Linked DNA regions of Homo sapiens: regions 2 and 3 are each linked to region 1. The links are chromatin loops, found by intact Hi-C in ENCODE. Cell type or tissue: B cell. All regions are shown on one strand. Each heading gives the region's core, and the rest is flanking DNA. Links, peaks and the distances in the headings are about the cores only.

The links. Peaks named below come from ENCODE experiments on the same cell type or tissue, not always from the same donor. Only the 100,000 strongest peaks of a DNase experiment are listed, where the experiment ranks them.
Region 2: it touches region 1 in a loop (3-fold over the local background); 5 of 110 quality-filtered maps call a loop at or near these places.
Region 3: a loop joins it to region 1, with 9 times the contacts of the local background. A loop is called at or near these places in 6 of 110 quality-filtered maps.

The regions. Positions count from the first base shown.
Region 1 is chrX:42,940,657-42,948,919 of GRCh38, reverse strand. It overlaps LOC105373188 (a long non-coding RNA gene), which reads right to left. Exons shown (of 5, transcript XR_949037.3): 4 at 7,457-7,541; 5 at 3,864-4,380. Among named protein-coding and RNA genes, the nearest start is that of PPP1R2C, 170 kb to the right of the region's middle. RefSeq lists an enhancer at 1-426 and a silencer at 4,353-4,412. In B cell, for the core only: no CTCF peak of the experiment used is centred there; DNase peaks (open chromatin) are centred at 5,259 and 5,519; H3K4me3 peaks cover 1,098 bases; H3K27ac peaks cover 2,500 bases.
Region 2 is chrX:42,985,726-42,993,988 of GRCh38, reverse strand. No RefSeq gene overlaps it. Among named protein-coding and RNA genes, the nearest start is that of PINCR, 190 kb to the left of the region's middle. In B cell, for the core only: no CTCF peak of the experiment used is centred there; DNase peaks (open chromatin) are centred at 4,008 and 5,018; H3K27ac peaks cover 976 bases.
Region 3 is chrX:41,794,060-41,802,322 of GRCh38, reverse strand. All of the region lies in intron 2 of CASK (calcium/calmodulin dependent serine protein kinase), which reads left to right. Among named protein-coding and RNA genes, the nearest start is that of GPR82, 74 kb to the right of the region's middle. In B cell, for the core only: a CTCF peak has its summit at 4,076 (motif pointing left); a DNase peak (open chromatin) is centred at 4,032; H3K27ac peaks cover 841 bases.

The sequences.
Region 1 (8,263 bases), core at 3,878-6,377:
TTCTAAGTAGTGATGATCACCTGCAAATTACACTTAGTTGCCGACTGCCCCCCATCCACGCAGGCCTTATGCTGACATTATCGAGGCTCACGCTTTATCAGAAAAGGAAACTACAGGAAATGAATCATGAATCATTATTTTTAAAGAGCAACTCCATCACAGCTTGCTTATCATTATTAATAAATGAAGAAAGAGGTAAAACATGTGAACAAAGCCCCTAAGATCTTTGTCTCTGTTTAGAGCCAGCAATTTTGAAATCACCTCACAGTAGCCTGTCTTGGAATAGATGCCTAGATAAGGGTTTGCCACTTACCCTGCTATATCACCTGAGCCAGGGTGATATTGGGGGTCTCTTTTCATTTTATCACTTTGAATTATAGATTGACACAGCTGACATTTAATCTCTATTATTCTCTCTTTTCAGCGTAAGTTTCTTGGGGGTTGGGGGTGCGATGGGGAGAAGAACCTAGATACTTTTGTGTCAAATCTAGCTTAGCTTTTGTTTGTTTGTTTGAGGAGACAAAAAGAAAATAAAACTAAATCTTTTTTTCATTTGGGAAATATGAACAAATAAAATCTTATAGGTTTTATAACCGGATTTGGGGATCCACTGAATAACTAGATACAGAGCAGCTAGAGGCACTTTCATCCACTTCAGTTCCATCATGACAATAAAAGCATATATCCTTAGAAGCGCACATTATCTCAAATGGAATGGTACAGGGAAAATAAGCTGGCTATACTTGCTCAAATTGCTAGTTGCTCGTATTGTCACTGGCAAATTGAGTTTTTTTCCCTACTTTGTATTGGTCACAGAGAAAGAACACCCAATTGGAACAAAAGGCAAGCAGGTTTTATTTCTTTCCAGAAATGAAGAAGGAGTAAGCTTACACTCTAAAGACCCTTTCTCCCCGACCAATAGAAGACATGGAGTTTTTAAGGGCTGGGTCCAAGGAGCAAGAAGGAAGGTTAGCATGTGTAGGGTGGGACTACACATGTGCAGACTTAACTCATAAACACACATCTTCGTACAACCCATGTACATAAAATGGCAGAAATTTTCTTTCTGTAGTGGGAATTTTAGCATTATGATGATATGTTAATGATCTAAAGGCCACTGGGGTTATCTCTTCCAGTTTGGGTTGGTTTCAGGGTCTTATCTCCCTCTGGTATCTGGTCAGGGGTCAGGAAGCTCTGACTCCATCATGGGGCTCATCTGTTTTTTTTAAGTGGCTGTACCTATAAATAAGGGCTGAAGAAAAACAGTAAGTAAAAGAACTTTCCCAGCTACTTCATCAGGGCTACCTTGATAACAAAATAATATTCACTTAGCATTTCTTCTCTAAAGTTGGCTAAAAATTTCCCAACTTTTGCTGCTAGGTTTGGCCAGGTAACTAAGACCTTGTAGGGACCAAGGGAAAACTTCCCATTCACCTTCTGAAGCCCCACTGAAAAGGCAGATTAGTAAGAGAAAAGGCATACAAATGTATTCATGTGCACGAAGGGAAAAATCACAGAGAGATTACCCCACCACACAATTGGGTAGAGATGCTTATTTACCCTTCTTCTTAGTGGAAAGGGAGATAGGGAAACATGGATGATTTTAGGGGGAGTAGTAAATGATTCTTAGGGGAATTCAATGGGCTCAGAACATTCAATGGCCTGGGACAAAGTCTGCTGGGTCCACAGAGCAGGCAATAGTTTATGACAAGTCTGTCCGGGTATGTTAAGAGACTTCAATCTTTCTTCTTGTGATGTAAGTTCACATGTTTAGCTCTTTTCTTCATTTATTAATAATGATAAGCAAGCTGTGATGGAGTTGCTCTTTAAAAATAATGATTCATGATTCATTTCCTGTAGTTTCCTTTTCCGATAAAGCGTGAGCCTCGATAATGTCAGCATAAGGCCTGCATGGATGGGGGGCAGTCAGCAACTAAGTGTAATTTGCAGGTGATCATAGAACTCATGGAGTGTTTACCACAAGAAAAGGGTAAGTGTAATTTGTAGGTGATCATAGAACTTAGGCGTGTTTACAAGAAAAGGGCTTCTTTGGGTGATTTCAAAGCTTTTTAAAATACCTCCCTGAAAAGTAAACTATTTTAATTTAAATTATTAGTCATTTCTACCCGAATCTGAATTACTCACATCAGATACTTTCTGTTTAAGATGTGAGCGAAAAAAGTTAGTCTCAGAGCATAAAGGCTTTGAATGGAGTGATGGGGTGAGCATTGAATAAGGAACAGGCAGAAAGGGAGGATTTTTATAGCAAAAATAGACAAATAGAAGTTGTAGAGTTGGGTTGGATGTCTCATTATAGGGGTAGGGGGAATGGTAAGAGTTTTAGACAGCTAGAGGCAAGTGGTAGGGTGCTGAGTGTTTGGAGAGAGAGAAATGATAACTCTGTTGAAGAAAAGGAAGAGAGAAGTTAAATACGAAGTTTTTAAACATAATTACATTTATTTGACCCCTTTCTCTTACATCCCACATAGCATCTATAAGCAAATCCCATAATCTCTATTTTAAAATATACCCAGAATTCCAGAATCTGACTATCCCACCTTATTTCATCACTACCACCCTAGTATAGTGAATTATTGCAATAGCCTCCTCACTGGTCTCCCTGTTTCCACCATTGTCCCCTTAATGTCAACTTGCCAGAAAGCAAACAGAAAGATCCTTTAAAAACAAAACTCACATCTTGCCACTCTGCTCAAAATCCTCCAGTGGCTTCTCTTGTCTCTCAGAAGAAAATCTTAACCATGGTCTCTGAGTCTGGCCCCTGGATCTCTCTTGACTTCACCTCCCAACTCTCTTTCCCTGGCTCCTTCTACTCCAGGTACTCCTTGCTGGACCTCTAACATGCTAACAGCTCCCATCTTCTGGGCCTTTGCATTTATGATTCCCTCTCCTAGAATGCTAGGATTTCCCCTCTAGAAATCCTCACTCACTTACTTCGTCATTTGATTCAAATCTCTACTTACAGATAATCTTTAGTGGACTTTGAATACTTGATATAAAGTATCTTGAAGTAAATACTTGATATAAAGTATAAAGACCTGAATACTTGATATAAAAAGGCATGAGCATTCCTCTGTATAACTCTCCATCCTTTTGCCCAGTCATATTTTTCCTCCTAACACTTGTCACAACTATATGTGTGTATATATATTTGTTTATTGATTCACTGAAGGCTTGTTTCTTGAGAATAGATTGTCTATTTTATTCTTTGTCTATAGAGAGCACCTAGAAGAGTGCCAGACACATGGTAACAGCTCAACAAGTGCTTGTTAAGTGACTTATATAAATTGCATGAAGCCTCAGAAAGGTTCTGGGAAATCTTAGAGAAAAATTTGAGAGAGCCTTACTATAAATGAAGTAAATGCTCAGAATCTTCTCAAAAGAGAAGCTGAAAGCTTTTATTCTGGCTCAAGAGTTGATGCTGCTTTGCTGAATTGCTGAGATAAATGTCTCTGTGGTGCATTTAAAATGTTGACTATCCTAGATTACTTGAAAAATACTTCCATCCAGTTACCTATAATCTTTCCTGGGACAATTATCAAATGTGCTTGTTAACATTAAATTTATCTTTCTGTTAAATGTTTTGCATTAGCTGTGATCATTTTTGAATAGACAAAGGGTCATACATTGTGCCAGACAAATTCTTTTTCTATCTCATCAGTGAAGAAAAAATTTCTATCCGTACATGACATACTTTGGATTTGTGGAGTTTTGAAGTTTCTACATATTTAATATGATTTTAATCCATTTAAGCTCATAATTTATTTTGTAGTCAGTCTTTGGAACCACACATTCTCCCAGCTTGGATAATATTTTCATTTGAGTATGGACATAATTTGGATCCTACTTTGAGCAAACTATCTTGTAATGGCTTTCTCATATGTCACCTTGTCTAGGCTGAATTGCATTTCCCAGAATTTTTTCTCTTGTTTGTTTTGAGTTGAGGTAAGACATAGGGAAGATTCTTGAGACATTTAGAGGCTGAAAGAGAAGCAGTGGCCATTTTGTGGCTCACACATATTGTTGCTGATCTGTAGATTCACCCTACTGGTGTGAAGCAGCATCTGATTCTGTGGCTGCTCTACCTGCCGCTGATATTCTTTCAGCTTCTCAGACTCCTAGACCAGGGGTGTGTGTTTCACTTTGTGACAAAGGGCCCCACTTCTGCTGGATACCCTCATTACCAAGGTTAGAGGCAACAAGAATGAACACAGGTTTTAGTCCTTCTCCACGGAGTTCCAGCTTAAGCTTGTTGGTTCCAGCCTGCTTGTGTTTTTCCTTTTCTGACTGCCATCCCTGTGATCTTGAAGCCTCAGCATCATGTGTGAGAAAACAGCCATACAGAGACTGCTTAGCCAGCTCCTACAATTGCATAAGGCCAATTCCGTATAACCAATTTCTCTCTCAGATAGAGGAAGAGATACATATAGCTATAAATAAAAATATAGATAATATAGAGATACCAGTAGTTCTCAGCTGGAGGCAATTTTCACCCTCAGGGAACATTTGGCAGTGTCTGCATACGTTTTTGGTTGTTACAACTTGGTGGAGGGTAGAGAGTTGTGCTACTGGCATATAGTGAGTAGAGGCCATAGATAAACCCACAATTCACAGGACTGTCCCCCACCCTCACACCCCAACAAAGAATTATCCAGCCCAAAAGTCAATAATGCCACTCTGCAGAATATCTGATATAAATATAGAGATCTAGATAGATACTAGTTTTTGCTTCTCTGATTAAATGCTAACTGATACAGATTTTAATACCAAGAGTGGTTCCAGGGGGATAGAATCTTAAGTATGAATTCTCTGACTTGGTTTTGAGTCTTCTCTAATATGATTAAATTTAAAAGCACTAATGAGTCTACTTCTAGCAGTAAGAAGGGCACTGGTAGTCAATGGCATGATGTGGCAATAGAGATACACAAAATATCCCCACTGGTTACTGTTAGGGTCCACCCAACTGGACTGTTTCCCCCTCCCATAGATCTAAGCCCCAAAGGCCAAAAGCAAAACACCCTACCCCAAACCCTCCTGTAACTGTTTGACCAGAGGCCAGCTGCTCCAGGATGTGGTTAAGACATCTACCTTGCACAACAGAACTGGCAAGAAAAACATCTCCAGGAAGTGGTCAGACACCTGGCACAAAGGACCCCCCCCCCGCCCCGTCTCTTTTCTTTTTCCTTCACCTTGACCCAGTTCTACACCCTATAAAACCTTGCTATAGCCTGTAAGTGGGGCTGCCTCCTCTGCTTTTGTCAAGAGGTGGCCTGGCAGGACTGACAATAAATCAGCTTGCCTGAACTTGGGTCTATTGGCCTCATTCCTTTCTCGGCCATCCTTCCAATTATCCCTTACAGTTACTCCTAATCAAACACTTACAGAAGACAAGGTTCTGGGTGACCATGTATTTGATGCCTTAGCACATTTTAGTCAAACCAAGGAGTACAATGAGGTTGGCTGTTTGCTCCTAACTGCGTGGGAGAAAGTAGGGAAAGGATAGGCTCGGGAATTTGAATTATCAGCTCAAAGTCCACATAAAGAAACTGAAAGCTTCTGTTTGCCCTGAAAGAAATTCTTATCTTCCTTCCATAGCCACAGGGCCCTGAAAACCAAAATTCAGAGTCTCCGCCCTGCCAGTGGCTGAATGATGCAAAGTGATTTCTCAGCCTTGTAGCCTCTGTATGAATATAAAGCTGGAATGGGATCCTATGGGCAGATTCTCACAAAGCTGGGGACTCTAACCCCTGAGTTCTGCTGAGCCTTTTTTGCCAGTAGAAGCAGCCTTTCTACTCCTGTCTTGAGAAGATTGGCCCTCCTTTGCCTGCCTTTCCTGAGGTAGTTGACTGGTAAGGCACTGCTGATCCTCTTTAAGACCTACCCCCACCACCTCTCTTTGCTTCTAAACCTATAACTTACCTGAAGTCCCAGCGGGCTCAGAGGGGTAAAGTACAAAGTGTAACCCATGAGGAGCTGCTATGCATACCAAAAGCATTGTACAGTTTTATCACTTTATATAGTCAGAAACCTGGGGGATATGCATAGGAATCAATTTTAAAGATATGGAGTCAAAGTGAAAGGAAAATGAAGTTGGATTGGGCAGAATTAGTTGATATGGGCCTGTATTCATCAGCTTGGCGTGCCATAACAAAATACCATGGGCAGGGTGGCTTAAATAACAAAAAAATTATTTTCTTACAATTTTGGAGGATTGAAGTTCAAGATCAAGGTGCCAACAGGCTTAGTTTCTGTGGAGGGCACTTTCCAGCTTGCAGATGGCTACCTTCTTACTGTACCTTCACATGGTCTTTCCTCTGGGCATTCACGTGGAGAGAGAGAGAGACAGCGCTGATGTCTCTTCCTTTTCTTATAAGGACATCAGCCCTATGGAATTAAGGCCTCACCCTTATGACCTCATTTTACTTAATTATCCCCATCTCCAAATATAGTCACATTGGGGGTTAGGGTTTCAACATACACATTTTGGGGAGGAGGCAACAATGCAGTCCATAACAGGGCCAACTAAGCAAATATTCTAGATTCAGTGTTTCAGGTTGAGGGGCTTGACAGTTTACTTGGTTGGTTGGCTGAAACATGGACCCAAAAGTGACCTACAATAAATGAAATCAAAATATGCCAGAACTTTTGGGGTATACTGTAGAGGAAGATATCTAAAGGCTTAGAAACATTTGAATGTTGGAGTGTCTTTATCATATAAGACCTACTCATTCACCTTGAGAGGGCTCTCAGAACACACCCTTTACCCTGGCTATGAGAAATAAATCTGTAAGGGGAGCTCCAGCATCCTTGATGAGCTTTGTGCTGACTATTCATTATAGACCAGAAATTATCATGGGAACTGCTACCATAAACTAGGATCCCTAAATGTAATAACAATGATAGACTCTTGAGACGACAAAGGCCAAGTGGCAGTGGCAGCACTTAATTGCCTTTGTAAATTGAATTGTGTTCCCTCAAAAAGATATGTTGAAGTCCTAGCCCCCAGTATTTGTGAATGTGACCTTATTTGAAAATAGGATCTGTGTAGATATAATTAAATTAAGATGAGGTTGTAATGGATTAAAGTGGTCTTTAATCTAATGACTGGTGTCCTCATAAGAGGGAAATTTAGACATAGAGATGCACAGGAAGAATGCTGTGTCATGACGAAGGCAGAGGTTGGAGCAAAGCAGTTGCAAGCCAAGGAATGCCAAGGATTGCCAGCACTCATCAGAAGCTAGAAGAGAGGTATGGAATAGATTCCCTTTCAGAGCCTCAGAAAGAACCAACCTTGCTAACACCTTGATTTCAGCCTTCTAGCCTCCATAATGTGGGAGAATAAATTTCTATAGTTTTAAGCCACCCAGTTTGTGGTACTTTATTATGGCAAACCTAAGAAACTAATACAAATTGCCTAAGACAAGATTAGTATAGTTACCATAATTGCCAGCAGAGTCAAAGCAGTGATTAGAAGAGTCTGGCTCCCAGAAATCTTTAGTGTTGGCTGGTTGATCACAGTGCCTCTAAAAAAAAAATAGATGGACAGTTTACTAAATTCTTACTTGATCTATATAAGCAGAACAGATCTAGCCTTAGTGAACGGAAGCCTTACTTGAATCCCTAAAATATGATAACCCTTGAGTCAATTCCCAGATTTGAGCCAGTTCACCAACCTAAAATTGATTGAACAAAGGGGAGATCGGGCCCACTTGAGGAAAGAGCCTAATACACTGCCACAAATTTATTCTATTAGTCTTCCTACTAGCCTTCCCCAGAGTTACTTGCAGACTTTTACTATTTACCTAGGTGATTATACATTTGGGAAGGGGAAATAATCAGTCTTTGGGGGAATTACTAGATGCTGGCTCTGAATTGACACTAATTCCTGAAGACCCAAAATGTCACTGATGTCCACACACTTAGAGTACGCACTTATGGAGGTAAAAGGTCAGGTGATGGAATTTCAGCTCAGTTCTATCCCAAAGTGGTCCCAGTGGGTATCCATACCCATCAAGGGTCTATTTCTCCATTTAAAATATATATACCTGGAATAGACATGCTCAGTAACTGGCACAATAACCACATTGGTTCTGTGACATATATAGAGAAGGCTATTATGGAAGAAAAGGCCAAATGAAAGCCACTAGAACTGCTTCTAACTATGAAAATAATAAATAAAAACCAGTACCACATTTTGGAGGCATTACAGGAATTCATACGACCCTGAGGCCTTAAGTGTGGATGG
Region 2 (8,263 bases), core at 2,711-5,210, 46 kb before region 1:
TAAATATAAATTAAACTCAGTAAGTTAGGAAAAGAACATATTAAATCTAAGGTAAGGAGAAAGGAAATTAAGTAAAAACAAATCTGCTAGATTGAAAAAATAAATCAAAGAGCCAATTATTTAGAAATGTCAATAAAAGGAATAACATCACTGTATTAGTCAGAATAAACTGAGCTTCAACTTTAATTGTAAACAATCCCTAAATGTTAGTGGCTTATCACATAAATTTTATTTCTCATGCACTCAAAGTCTACTGTGGGTTAAAAGACTCTCCAAGGCAGCTTTTTTTTTTTTTCCATATAGTAACTCAACGACTCAGTTTTCTTTGACTTGGGGTTCTGCTCTATCAACACATGCCCTCCATGCTCACTGCAAGTAAGGAAGAAACTCTGGAAGATTTCAGGACTTTTCACCCTCAGCCTGGATGTGACACATGCCCCTCTCCCTACTGCTACCTGATTGTTGCCTAGAACTAATCATATGAAAGGTATGGTCTTCCATATGCCCTGGAAAGAGAGCAGAACTAAATACCTGTGGGTTACAGTGAAATGGCTATAACAATCATTAATTAACTTAATCAAGGAAGAAAGGGAGAAAGTACAAATACTCTAAATAAAAAATACATATAATCAAGAAATAACCACAGATACCAAGGAAATTAAAAGAATTGTATGACATTAATTTGCTCATCTCCATACAAATACATTTGTGATTCTGCATAAAATGGTTGATTTTCTCAAAGAATATAAATTTTCAAATTTATTCCAGGTAAGTGTAGAGGAGGAAAAATATATTTTCCTTCTACCTTTCTGAGTTCTTGGCTGGGGCTCCTATAATAAAGACAGATTAACAAGAGAAAAGTATACCCATTTATTTAATATAGGTTTTACATGACATAAGAGCCTTCATAAGTAAATGAAGATCAAAAGAAGTGGTCAAACTTGAGTGTTTTTAATGCTAGGTTTGATAGAGTAGAAAGTCATAGAGAATTATAATAGGATGAAAGGATATGAGCTGGGGAAAACTTAGCAAGGCCTGTGTGTTTAGATTCTTCTCGTTCTCCCTGTGTCTTTGGAGATAAGGACACTTTTCCTGGTCATATCTTCATAACTCCTCCTCACCTTCCAATATCCTTCTTTCTTTGTTTCAACAGAAGGTGGTATTTAAGCCTGAACTCTAAGCCACTGTTTTGAAAAGTACTAATTCTTTGCATATTTCCTATGTATATGTTAATGGAAAAGCTAGACTCTTAAAGGGTTTATTCTGAGCCAATAGGAGTGAACACAGCTTGAGGAAACAGTCTCAAGGAATCCTGATAAAGTATACCCAACGTGGTCAGATTATAGTTTGGTTTTATACATTTCAGGGAGGCAGCAGGTATAGGCAAAGGCACAAAGCAATATATGGAAGATATACATTGATTTGGCCCAAAAAGGTGGGATAACTTGAAGCAGGACCTTACAGGTTATAGGTGGACTCAGAGATTCTTTAATTTGCATTTGGTTAAAAGAGTAAGGCTCTGTCTAACACTTTGAGTCAACAGAAAGGAATGTTTTAAGTTAAGGATGTTATGTGGCAAGATTGATGGCCTTCAGATGTGACTTAACCCTTGCCTTATATGGCCTTAGGTCTTGTTTATAATTTAGTATCTTATTGCCACAGAGTCTCTTTTGTCATTCTTATGATCTCTGTTTTAACATCAGTGCTGGTCAGTTGTGCCTAAACTCCAAAAGGGAGGGTGTATAATGAGGCGTGTCTGACCTCCCTTCCCATCACAGCTGGGAACTCAGTTTTTAAGGTTTCTTTGGGGTCCTTTTGGCCAAGAGAGGGTCTGTGCAGTTGGTGGAGGGCTTAGGACTTTTAGTTTACATATATATGAGGTATACATGTCAGTAAACTTCTGTTTGTTTTTCTCTTGTTAATCTGTCTTTTGTTACAGGGTTCCAGCTAAGAACCCAGAACAGATAAAGAGAAATTTATTTTTCCTCCTGTACAATGCCATGGAATAAGTGAACTACAATTGGTTTAATTATCAGTAGCTGATAGACATTTGACCTTTTTTTAATTTGAAATAAATTTTATCATATTGTATATATTGTTTCACAATTTTCTTTTTTAATAAGTATTACATTTTTATGGTTTACTAATATTTATACTTAGAACTTAAATCTATTGATTTTCTTGCTGTATGTATTTATTATCTGAATTTAAGAAAATCTATCAAGTCTCCTCTGAATGGGCATTTTATATTTATACAATTTTTCTTATAAACAATGTTAGAAAAAATTTCCATGCATTCTCCTTGTGCACATGTGCAAACCAATACATTTTTAATATTTATATGTATTCATATTTTCCTAAAAGTAAACTCAAGATTTCTGGAACAAGGTAGATTATGATTACTTACAGCAATAACCTCATTGGTTTCCCTTTGGCACAAATCTTCCTTATTCTAAGGTGATGCGATGAGAGCCAGGTGTCATCCTACTGATACCATGTCCTGTACTGTAGGTGAGGAACGCAAAAATATGAATCTGGGAACTTATATAGACATTATACCCCATCCCCAGAGGGGGACTGCAATCTCCCTAATATAAACAATTTCTCCTTGGACAAAAGAAGGGGAAGGTCTCCAGACTTTGAAATGTAAATAAATGTCTTCAAGAGGAAGATAAGACAAAAATCTCTGTCCTCAGGTTTATAACCCCTGAGATATTTTCATGGCACAAGGGAGATGTTTTGTCTTTTGAAAAGGAGCAGATGGCTTCAATCTAATACCCTAGGAATTTGAGGAGCCAATGGGTCTGAGGTTAGGGAGGCTTTCTCTAGCAAGTCAATTTTCTCTCCTCAGGAAGTCAAACAGTGCAAAAACATGAAAATATTCAATTCCTGACATAAGTGTTTACTAGAAAACAATTAGAAGTGAAATTACTGGGTTGTAGGATACGCGTCTTCAACTTTTCTAACCATTGCTAAATTACTTCCCAAATTAGTATTATCAATTTAAGCTCCCACTGATGGTGTACTAAAATTATCGTTTCCTTACATCTTCATCCACAAATATTGTGAAATATTATTTTTTGCTAACCAGATAACTCTGACATGATGTAGCACTGTTTTCTAAATTCTCATTTTCCTGACTTCCAGCAAGGTAGAGGATTTTTAAAAATGTATCGGCAATTTTAGTTTCCTCTTAACTGCTTGTTCACATTCTTTGCTCATTTAGATATTGAGTTATTTGTGTTATTTATTGATTTGTAGGCATAATTATACATTCTGGAAGCTAATACTTTGCTATTTGCATGCATTGCAAATATATTCTCCCAAGCTGTGCCTTATCTCTAATCTTTCCACTTATCTAATGGTATTCTGATTTATAAAAAAAAAAAAATGTTAATTTAGTAAAAATGTATCAGTGTTTTGCCTTATGAAGATGTTTTGTTTCTAGCTTAATAAATCTCAAACCCAAAGTCACATGCATATTTTCCCATAAGTAATTTTGAAATTTTAGTTTGTTTTTTCAAATTTTGGGTTTTATTCCGCTTGGAATTTATTTTTAATTATATTGTAAAGTTTTCAGCACACTTAGTTGTTATTTTTTATAAATAACTGTGAGGAAAGAATTTGAAATTATGGCCTTTAGATTATATGTAGTGTCCAAGTCCATTGAAGTAAAAGGATATTAAACTAGGGTTAGGAGGAGGTCTATGGAGAGACAGGTTTATAGCAAGATAGAGATAAAGGTGTTGATCTGGACTATAATTATTCCTCCTCACACTAGACAAGGGATTGGATTAGATCTTGCTGATTATAATTTTATGAAAGCAGACCAATCGTGTGTGTGTGTGTGTGTGTGTGTGTGTGTGTGTGAGAGAGAGAGAGAGAGAGAGAGAGAGAGAGAGAGACTATTTCCTAAACAGAAGCACTAGATTGCTAATGAAAGTCCTCTGGACTACTGATATAAGCACGCATATAACAGGACAGGAACCCAGTAAGAATTCAGCCATTTTCTGCTCTGAGGTGTCTGGCAGGTGTTCACACTTTGTAAATTTAGGGGAAGTGGAAAATAAAAAGGCCCTTCTGATTCATGCAGCATCTGTTCTGGTTCTGTCTGGCTATCTTACTTCCATTAGGTTCTATAATTATGTCTAAATTAACTGACATTTTAAAGAAGTTTGGGGGAGGGTAAATCTCAATTTTATTCACTAGAATTTTTAAATTTCCGGTTGTCCTAGCAAAACGTATAGATCAGTCTGTGTTTTCCCATTGATTTGTAATGACAACTCTGTCATATACCAAGCTTCCACATAGGCATGCGTTTGTTCATGGCCTCCTTATTCTGTTTGTTGAGTTTATTTGCCAATCTCTGTGACAATAATTCACCATTATTAGTTATTGTATCTTTAGAATAAATCTTAACATTTGCTAGTGTGAGTCTCTGCACTTGTTTTATTTCTTTTATTAACTTGATTATTTTTGGACACTAAAATCACCTTTAAAAATCCATGTGGATTTTAGGATTATCATGGTAAGTTTCAAGAAAAGTTTTGTTGAATGTTGTGATTGTAATGTTATTAAATTCAGAGGTCAGAATTGACATGCTATTGTATTGATTTGTTTTCTTCATGAACATAGTCTATTTGATCAGTATTTCTTTAATGTCCTTTCATTATGTTTTATAACTTTGCTTGCACATATTTTGTTAGACTTTTTTCTAGAGGTTTCTTGTTATTTTGAACATTATTGTTTTTAAGTTACATTTTCAAATCGTGTGGCAGCCATAGAAGTGATTCCCTCAGATTTCCATTCAGTGAAAACCTGTTGCAGCACCTTTGAGATTTACTGCAGTGTATAAGTCAAGGGCACATTCTCTCCAGGCAGCTCCAGTGGCAGACTAAGCACAACAGGAGTGCCAGGACCTAGCCGTTACCACCTAAGGTAGAATTCCTCTAGAAACAGCCTTTACACTGAGGTGCCTTGTTGCACTGGCCATGATTTTCTCAGAGATGCTCCTCAGACTGAACTTTTTTTCTACATAATATCCTTGCTCCACTCCTTTATCAGGTGTCAGACATGCATTGCAGCATGAAGGCTTTCCCTGTTGACTTGTTTCATTTCCTCTTATCTTTCAAAGGTGTTAGTTGCAATAAAATTCTTGCACTTCTAATTCTATCTTAGCATCTACTTATCAAAGGACCTCAACTGACACAACTTATTATCAGAAGTGGTACAAGAAAGCATGCATTAAGATAAAATTTAGAGATTGACTAACTTATTACTTGGCTAGAAAAGAGAACCCCATCTCAAGTGGTATGTGGAGTACTACAGATAATCCTGGGCATAAAATAGTGGCAAAATTGCTAAAACGTTAATTGGCAATGACTGCAAATAGCATTCTGATGAAATGAAACACTCTGATCAATGGGATGTCACAAATATTGGAAAGGTATGAGGTGAGCAAAATATACTAGGATAATGAGCTTGAATAATTATCATTAAGTTGCATGGGAAACCTACAGAAGAATAATGAGAAAATAAAGGCATTTTAAAAAATAGATTAACACTAAATATGAGGACCTTTTTGGTAGCTTACAGATACACCAGCTGAGAAAAAAATCTCAAGATCTGATAGTTAGGATTAAGGAGCTTCAAAGACAAGTCAATGCTCAAAGTAAGTCTATTACACGAAGGTCACAGAAAAAGTTAGAAAAGTCTAGAACCCTAACATGTGAGATGAAGACTTCTGGGTGTATATTCCCAAGGATTATGGCTAGACAGACTTCTCTGAAACATAAGGAGGCTGTATAGGTGGCCCAGGCACCTTATTAACCCATTTATGCCTGAGTTGGTAATTTTTGGAATTTTTGCAATCAGACCTTGGCAATGACCTTGAGCAGTAGGATATAAATAACTCCCACATGCTTAGCATCCAATAATGGAACACTAGGCATAAATAGGTTAAAAGACAACAATTCCCCTGTGTGAAAAGCACTACAGGGGCCTCTCTCATGTGGGGCAAAAGGTGCTCCCCTCAGAAGCTTCTCCCATCTCCTCCTTTGTGTACCAGATTGATAACTAAGGCTAAATTCTAATATACACTGGCTGGGGTCATGCTGCGTGTAACAAGGAAAGAAAATGACTGCACCCAATAGGAACTGCAAGAATTGGCTAGTATTTACTGGCAGGAACCAAGGGGGTGTACATGGAATTAGATTTTGAGGGTGCTTGATCAAGTGGGCCAGAATATAATATAGGATAAGCAAGAGTTCACTGACTTGGGCCCATTCTTTTAGGACAAAGAAAATAATACCCAGGCAAGAACTCTCAGGGGATGAAACAAAGTTTCTACTAGTATGACTCTTAAGAGTCCAAGTTATAGCCTATGTGGAACAAAGTAGAGATGCCTGAGATTTCCTAGCAAAGAATGGAAGAATAAAGTTAAAAAGTCAGAGAAATGGCCATGCTGGAATATGTATGTTATGTGAAGCCAGAAGACTTACCAGAGGTTTATATTCCCTGAAAAGGCCCAGAGGACACAATATTGACCAAAGCCATCAGGTGTGCACTGTTGGGAAGAGCACCAACACTACTAAGGAGTTCCGTGGTGGCTATCCTCTGTGGGCCAGGGCTGATGTTAGGAGGAGTACTCACATAGTTTGGCTCATTAACAGCAATGGGGATGATGGCCACAGCTCACCCAAGCAATGTAGGCCTAGTGAAGCTCTTCACTTGTTTCTTTCCCTCTTGCTGTCTCTCTCCTCTTATTGCTGCACTCAAGTTGCCTAGTTTCCCCATCTAGGTCAAATTTGGCAATTGGCAGTACTTGTATCATGGTGCTATTCTGAGTGTGGCTAATTCAGTTACAGGGATATCTGGCAACTCTATGTCCTATAATGTCCTGGGTCTTCTGTGTTTTATGAGCTGATGCCCTAGTTAGAAACTGGCAGAGGCAATTTTCAACCTCTTTTCAGAAGGGATAATCTCAGGGATGGGCCTTGATTCTGGCTGCCTACTTATATGAAGATTTTAAACCTGGTCATCTCTGTTTTCAGCCTTAATGTCCAGCCAGCTTGTGACTTCAGCCCTGTTCCCAATTCTGGTTTCTATTTCACATCTTATTATTATTTTTTGCAATGCTTATCTTGCCTATAAGCCCAGTTGTAGCTTCTTATGTTCTCTTTTTAATATATTTCCATCACTCTTATGTGCTTAAAGCAGAAGAGACATTAAAAGCATAGATTTAAAATATCATCCAGGCAAAAGTACATTCCATTTATACAGAAAAATTGTCCTGCCTTTACTCTCTTAAGGTTATCATCTTTATCCTTGATTTCTGTCATTTCACTAACATGTTTCCAGAAAAATTATTTTTATTAATCTTGTTTGGTACTTTGAATGCTTTTTGATAAGACCCATGTCTTTCTTCAGTCCTAGTAACTTCTAAGTATTTTTATTTCAAATAGTGCTTTGCCACCATTTCATCTATGCTTGTTCTAGGACTCTTATGAAAAATGTTTGTCCCTCACTTTCTTCCTTTCATCCTTCTTATTTTTTTCTTCCATGAAATAAATTCAGATTCACTGGACTTTTACTATGTTCAATGCACACTGAAAGGCTTAAAATACTACCCCAAAGTTATGGAGGTCTTGAAATTACTAAACCAAATGCTTTGGGACATTGGAATGGAAATAAAATGGGTGATGCTCAAGAAAATATCCCCTTTAGCTTCTACTTATAAGTTTTTTTTTTTTCTCAACACCAGTCCAGGTCAATAATGGAAGAAAATTTCAATACAGTTCCTTAGTCCCTCTTTCTAAATTATTCATGCCAATTGGCCCAACTTAAACACTCATGCAAGTAATTCCTGGAGGGCTCTTTCCATGAAGAATACATACTCATGTTGGGGCTCAGAAGACAATAATCCAAAATATGGTGCTTTGACATGCTGAACTAAAGAAGAGAAACCTCAAGTTTTCTCTCTGATCTCCCCCTGCCTCCATGTCTCTCTGACCTTCTTATTTTTCCAAGGCACCACTAGGTACTCTTGCTGGAATCTCCTTATCTGACTAGGAAAATTTCTTTCCAAAAGAAATGCAATTGTCTTTCCCCCTTCCTAGGAGTCTCATTAAATAATCATGAAAGATTAACCATTAAAGAGGAGAAGAGAATGGAAGTTGTCACCATGCCTAGACAGACTTTCAATCTATTCTTCTGAGGGAAATACTGAGAGATTACCTGGGAGGCTTTATCTACATAAGACAAC
Region 3 (8,263 bases), core at 2,711-5,210, 1.1 Mb after region 1:
ACCCTTCTGTTTGAGTCTCGTGGTTTAGCTCTCATTTTTTATTTTCAAGGACTTTTTTCTGAATGTTTTTCTTTTAAACTATTATATAGTTTCATACTCTTGTCTTCATAGGTTTCATATTCTTATCTATCTCAAAGTAGTATATTTTTGAAATTTTCTTTGCCTTATACAGGGAACAGTTTCCTCAGAAAAATATTAAGAGGGAAGTGTTAAATAGGTGCCTGGGAACACTCTGTATATGGGTAAATTCATTATCAGTGATCAGACAAAGACTAGGCCATTTTTTGAGCGCCTTATGGATATCCGTTATCTGTAGATCTTTTGTTCTTAAGCAGGTCAGTTTGACAGAAGAATCTTCTGATCTTCTGCCTTGGGCTAAGGGTATGTGTATTAGGGGGAGAAAGGGTACGTAGGGGCATTTAAGTCTGACTGCAGTGGTTCTGAGAGATAAAGGCTGAGGGTCTTTATTTTAACATGTTTAATACATGGAACTTTCCAGTTAATCCTCTTGTTTGAGTACAGCACTTCAGTTTGACGTGAGCTAGGGGTCTGGTGTCCAAAGTCTCCAAAAAGTGGGGTAAGGATAATTTGCTTGGCCAAAGATATCCAAGGTCATACTGCATACCTATAAAGGTTCAGCCAGTCCTCCTGTTATCTGCTCCACCATGCAACCCTGCCCTCAAAGATACCTGGTGCTTCCTATTGCTAAACCTTTCTTAGGGACATTTTGACAGGCATATCAGCGTGCTTCTTACTGGCTCGCCTTATTGAAAGCTTGTGTTCAGGTTCTACAGAAAGCTTGTGTTCAGGTTCTACAAAAAGATGTCAAGAAGGGATTTGATGTGCAAGAAATTTATTGAGAGTGAAAATGAATGGTAGGGAGCTGGAGGAGGCTGGGACAGCCATCACAGGTCATGCAGGTCTGACCCCGTTGGAGGAAAAAGGGAAGAAAAAGAGGAGGATTGGGTGGGGAAATTATTTGACCAAGGTGCAGTTTCAAGGATGTTTTGGCAAGGCGTATTGGGAGTCCTTGAGCCAAAGTTGACCATCAGAGACCCATATCTCACAGGAATTAGCCTGCTTAAGTATTCCTGCTGCTCTTAGTCACCAGCTGAGAGTATTTATAATAGCTGCTTTGAAGTCTTTTCTGCTAATTCCAACATCTGGGCTCCCTCAAAGGCAGTTTCTATTTTCTGCTTTTTTTTCCCCTCCTTTGTAAAGGTCACACTTTTCTGCATTTTGCATGTCTCCTAACACTTTGTTATAGCAACTGTGGATACTGACACCTTCCTCCACTCCAGGGTTATTCTTTTTTAGTTACTTGCTGGACTAGTTCAGTGCAACCTCTGATGTCCCTCTTCAGGACAGGTGTGGTCCTTATCCATGCATTTCTCTGCTACCTCTATTGGTGTTAAACTTAACCAATCGATAGCTGATTGCTCCCTTCTTTTTGACAATGCCTTGTGGTATAAATTGCTCCATAGTCTGATCCAATTAAAATTGGGTCCCTTCATGGATGAAATTGGAAATCATCATTCTCAGTAAACTATCGCAAGGACAAAAAACCAAACACCGCATGTTCTCACTCATAGGTGGGAATTGAACAGTGAGAACACATGGACACAGGAAGGGGAACATCACACTCTGGGGACTGTTGTGGGGTGGGGGAAGGGGGGAGGGATAGCATTAGGAGATATACCTAATGCTAAATGACGAGTTAATGGGTGCAGCACACCAGCATGGCACATGTATACATATGTAACTAACCTGCACATTGTGCACATGTACCCTAAAACTTAAAGTATAATAATAATAAAAGAAAAGAAAAGAAAAAATAAAAATAAATAAAAATAAAATAACATTGAGTCCCTTGTCAGGGACAAGTTTTTCTAGTCTTTGAGACTTGCTATACCCTTCCCTGAGCAGAATCTCTGCACTATAGAGTAGGAGCTGGGGAAAATGGGGAACTCACTCCTCATTGGCTGTTCCACCCAGATCCTCCCTCTGAAGCAGGGTTTTTGTGTTGCCGGGAAGGAGGAGGTATGAACTGTGCCTCCTTTTGCCTCTGCTGCTACTCAGTGTGGATCTTCCACAGCTCAAAACCAGGGAGTATGATATCTGTCAGTGTTCACCAGGTGCTGAAAGTACTCAGAATAGTTCTTTCACCCTAGGAAGTTGAAGGAGATGGGAGCTGCCACTCAGCTGCCAAACACATCTCTGTAGCTCTCTTGACAACACAGAGCTGTGTGGGCAGGGGGGACTACACTGTTTACCAGCTTCCTCACCTGATTCCTCTGTTTTTAGCTGGAGTTCAGGGGAGAGAAATGGCTGCTGCCATCAGCTTCTGCCGCTTGCTCTATATAGGCCTTCCACAGCATGGAGCCGTGGAAAATGGGATCTGCCAATGTTTACTAGCTGCCAAATCCACCCCGAGTAGCTCTTCCATCTCAAGGGGCGGATCTGCCCTTAGCTGCTGAACTCCTTAAAACAGTTCTTTGGCAAAACAGAGCTGTGGGGGGACAGGTGCAGTCCCTGTGTGGTCCCTATCTCGAATGCTACAGCCTCTTATTGTTCTTATCGAATTTCTGTAGATTCTATTGAATAAATGCTTCTCTATTTGTTGTAAGCCCTTTGATCAGTCTCCAGGGACTTTGAATGATTGTGATTTTTGACCAGCTAAATATATGTCTCTCCAGGGGAGAGATATCCCTGAGCTCCTTTATACAGCCATTCCAGAAGTCCCACCTAGTCATTGTGGGGGTTTTCTGGGTTTTTTCTGAGACAGAGTCTTGCTCTGTCTCCCAGGCTGGAGTGCAGTGGTGTGATCTCAGCTCACTGCAACCGGCTCACTGCCTCCCGGGTTCAAGCGAGTCCCCTGCCTCAGCCTCCTGAGTAGCTGGGATTACAGGCGCACGCCACCACACCCAGCTAATTTTTATACTTTTAGTAGAGACAGGGTTTTACCATGTTGGCCAGGGTGGTTTTGAACTCCTGGCCTCAAGTGATCTGCCCACCTCAGCCTCCCAAAGTGCTGGGATTACAGGCGTGAGCCACTGCACCTGGCTGTCATTGTGTTTTTAATGATTCTGTCTTAATAGAAAACTAGTTTTACACAAATATAATCAAGTGACTTAAATTGAAAGGACTAAGATTGAAAACTGAATTGAAATTGAAAATTGAATTGAAATTGAAACCTAAGATTTTTTTGAAAGGTATGATTTTATTACGGAAATTTGCTTGATTGAGCTTTATTTTAATCAAGACTTTGTATTTCCATTTTTAGAATTAATTCAGAGAAATAGCTAACCTATAAAGTTCATCTTCAGAATTGAGTCATTGTAGACCTAAGAAGCAATATAGCAGAGTTATTAAGAGCATAGGTTCTGGGGCCAGACTACCTAGGTTCCAGTCTTTGCTTTGCAGCTTATTGGTTCTACCTGGGTTCCAATCTTTGCTTTGCAGCTTGTTAGTTCTTTTTATTTTTATTTTTGAGACAGTCTTGCTCTGTCACCTAGGCTGGAGTGCAGTGGCATGATCTCAGCTCACTGCACCCTCTGCCTCCCAGGTTCAAGCAATTCTTCTGCCTCAGCCTCCCAAGTAGCTGGGATTACAGGCATGTGCTACCACACCCAGCTGATTTTTATATTATTAGTGGAGACGGGGTTTCACCATGTTGTCCAGGCTAGTCTCAGATTCCTGACCTCAGGTGATCCACCTGCCTTGGCCTCCCAAAGTGCTGGGATTACAGGCGTGAGCCACCGCCCCTGGCCGCAGCTTATTAGTTCTGTGAATGAGTTACTTAACTGCTCTCTGTCTATTCATATATAACATGAGCATCATCTGCCCCTTAGAATTATTGCGAGGTTAAATGGGTCAACACATCTAAAATAGAGCCTGACTCATAGTAAGTACTCAGTAAATGTTAGCTGATGGTTATTGTTGTTAGACACATTAAAGGCAAATAATCATCTCATCTTTGTATTTTATTATTGAGACCAATAATATTGTCTAAAGCCAGAGACCTTGGTGAAACGCTGGGTGCCCAGCTAGCTATAATATGATCTTTAGTTCCCTCTAGTGGAAGAAAATTAGATAGGCTCTTTGCATAAACATGCTGCTTTTGGAATTGTGATCATTTAACCTAATAAAATTACCCCTGAATAATTAACCAAAGACAATATCCACATACATAAATGGATTTAAGAAATTGTTAAAACTTACAATCTTAAATATTCTTTCCAAGTGAAACTTTTTTGGGGACGTGTAATTTATAATATTAAATAATATAGTATATAAACCATCCAGTGACATAAAAAGTTAGGCATATATTACTTTTGTTTAAAACAAGTGCATTCAGTAGTAGTAGTACCTTGAAGTTTTCCATTTTAACATTCATACCCAGTTATCTGCAAGTAGATGGCATTTCTTGGTCATTCTCTGAGAAGTCTTTAATCATTGTGATATGCCACCTGGAGTAGATTTCCTTGAAGTTTTGGCATTTTTAGTATCCTCTTCCACACAGCCTATGGGGTAACAGAAAGATTGCTAGATTGGGAATCTGAGACCTGGGTTCATCTTCCAGTTCTGCTATGAAATATCTGTGTGACTTCGGGCATGTCTTACTAGGGCCTCATTTTCCTTCTGAGTAAAATTTGAGGATAGAGAGGAGCATGTGATGATGACTGTCTTGCTGTCACTTCTGTTTCTAACATTCTCTGATTCAGTGATACATACACTTTGATGTGAGACAGGAGATGTATAATAGATGTTGAGTCTAAGTTGGGTAAATGGGTCCTGTATGCTTGATGTTGCCTTCTAGCAGGATTGGCAGGAATGGAAATCACCAGCAGTGGAATGATTTGGTAAATGCCAAGATCTTGAGGCATCTATGGAGGCGGTTGCTAGATTGCAGCAGGGTATGCCTCCCTCAGCTTGGGAGATTGTTAAAGAGAACTTTGAGGCAACGTCTAAGTGGGATCTTGATGAACAAGTAGGGGTTTACCAGGCAGAGAAGGAAGCACGTGGAGTATCATACAGAGGGAACAACATTTGTCAGGGGACAGAGAGCAGGGGGCCGGTGCACAAGCTGCGGGTGGTTCAGGATTGGGGTCAGGGAGGCTGAAGGAAGAAGCTACTGGAAAGGAATGTATAAATGTGTGACTTCAAAAAAAAAAAACAAGAGCTAAATTGTTTGACTAAGAAGCCGGAGAGCTAGCTTCTATTTCCAGTTATACTGTTAAATAGGTCTGTGAACCCTAGTTAAGTTGTTGGACTTAAAAGATTTTTTGGAAGGCTTTCAAAGCCATGCTTAGGGATTATAATGTCTTGCTGTATGGAATGGAGCTCAGTGAAGGTTTTGGAATAATATAATATCTGTTTTAGAGTAAAACTATGATGACACTTTAATGAGTCTAAAGAGAAGAAACTAGAGGCAAAGAAACCCATTTAAAGATCTTTGCTGTGATCCAGTCAAGAATTGTTGAGGGCTGAAACTAGGGTAACCGCAGTAAGGGAAAGATAGTTTTGACAGGTGTTGCAGAAATAGAATGGACAGGTTTTGGCAGCTGCATATAGGAAGTAGAGGAGAAGTGGTAGATGGTGTGAAGATGACTCCAAGGGCTGTCTGGAAGATTAATAATTTTGGTAATCAGTAGGCCACACACATACAGCTACATGGGTTCTGTTTTACTTTTCTTAACTAGTGTCCTTATTATTAAACATTTTGAGTGTGTCTAGTTTTTTTCCCAAATAACCCTATGGTCATCTTGAGGTTTTTTACGAAATATGTGATTTCCCAAAAAACTGTAGATGAAAAACTGCAAAGTTAAAGTAGGCATAGAACTACACTATATATAGCAGTGTGGTTTACTAATAGATGTTCACATTGCTGCCTTCTTGGTGTCAAACTCGGTTTGATTGACATTTGTTAAACATAGAATGATTTCCACCAAAAATGATGAAAGGAAAAGAAAACAAAACTTATTGTGCATGTGCACTCTCACATACTTTATTAATCATCCAGGCCTAACTACAACCCTGTATAGGAGTTGTTATCTTACTCTTTCTATTTTACAAATGAGGAAACAGATGTTCTAAGGTTATGCAGCTACTAAGTGATGAAGACAGGAAAGACAGGTCTTTTGACTACAAGTCTATTGCCCTATCTATTATATCATAACTGCCTGCCAGCAGAATGTGTTAGTGCTTAAAAGGATAGATGCCAGATCTGTGGAAGTAGGGTGACCAGTCATCTTGGTTTGCCTGGGAATGAGGGTGGGTTCTCAGAACCCAGGACTTTCAACCTGGAAAGATCCTCGGTGCCACAACTGAGAAAGTTCCAGGCAAACCAGGACAGGTTGGTACCCTGTCCAGAAAAGTCACTTATATGAAATAAACCATTATCTAGAATGACTTAAATAAGGTATTTACTGTATTTCTTTCCCATAATATTGTGTCATCAATGCTAAATGACAAATGATTCCTAAGTGAAGAGGAGTTAAGGCCCCGCCTTCCTTCCATCTGTTTGTTTTCACTGGCTCTGAGCATCCTGCCTTGCTGCAGTTACACTCAACTGTGTGTGAATCAGATACTAGATGCCTTTGCTTCTAAGTCAGTTTTATTTTATTTTTTATTTTTATTTATTTATTTGTTTATTTTTAGACAGGATCTCACTCTGTCTCCCAGGCTGGAGTGCAGTGGCATGATCTTGGCTGACTGCAACCTCCACCTCTCGGGCTCAGGTGATCCTCCCACCCCAGCCTCCTGAGTAGCTGGGACTACAGGCACACGTCACCGCACCCAGCTAATTTTTGTATTTTTTGTAGGAACAGGGTTTCACCATGTTGCCCAATCTGGTCCCAAACTCCTGGGCTGAAGCGATCCACCTGCCTCAGCCTCCCAAAGTGCTAGTAGAATTACAGGCACGAGCTACCGTGCCTCGTCTCTAAGTCAGTTTTTAAGGAAACTTATGCTTTGCCCATTCCAAATTTGATGAAATGGCAAAAGAGCTATTCAGGGAAAAATCAAGGAGGGCTGTCAGTATCTGTGATTTCAAAGTATTTATCAAAACAATTAACTCATTTTTCTTGGTCCTTTTTCAAATAAGTATCACATATTGGTAGTTATTTCTTTACGATAAATTTGTTTTATACTATTTTTATGAGACTTTGTTGACAAAAGGATTCTGTAGCTGGATGGGGAAACCCATATTATTAAAAGAAAAAAAAACCTCAGATAATCATTTCACTATGCCGTACAGAATTTTTACCTCATTCATTTTTTACATATTGAAACAGACCACAAATTGCTTTCTGGGAAAAGTTTTGGCCCTGCTGTCAGTATTTCCTGGGCTGGCCCCATCCTGGAAGAAGATTTGGGGGAGAAATGGGTGGTAAGGAAATCTATCCTGTCAACGTGTCCTTGTTGAGCTCCTCAGCTATCAGTTAATAAATATAGAAAGTAAATTATAGATAACACAATTATGAAAGTATAAAGCACAGGTATGTGAAGAACATTTTTTTTCTTTGACATATTAGTTGAATTCCCATTTTATTTCAGTAACTTCTCGTTTGCTTTTTAAATTTTATTGAAGAACGTGTATGCACAATAAAATGTACCCATCTAATTGTACACTTCAGTGAGTTTTGACAAATGTATGCATTCTGTCATCCCACAAAGTTCCTTCGGGCTCTAACATGTATGATTTTTAAGACTTTAATATTGAAAAGTAATTGAGTTATAAACTGATATTTCTCTAATTTTCTTGTATAAAGTAAGGAATACCATGTTGAAATAGGTGTCTGGTTTTTCTAATAGTCAAATGCCCTGATCTTCCCCCCTTTGGTTTACATTTCCCAAAATGAAAAGCAACAGAGCAATTGCACCTTTTAGACAAACTTAGAGCATTGTATTTCTATTTTTGTCATATACAAATTTGTTACACTTATCAGAACTGAAAACTCTTTGGGAAATATATTAACAAAACCCCATTAATTTGTAAATGCTTAATGCAGCTAAGATTGATTTCTAATTAATACACATTTGCCTATTTAAGAAAATTTTCACATCAGTCAAACACTGAATTAATGGTATGCTGCTTCCTTTCTTTATTCACCTGATGATGATATTTGGGGCCATAGGAATTTTTTTTCAATGGGCAAGAATTCAAAGAAATTAGAAGGTGCTTGGATTTCTGTTTGTGTGTGTGAAAAAAGACAACAAAATGTATAGAGCTAGTAGTGAAACATGTAAAAAAGAATCAAAG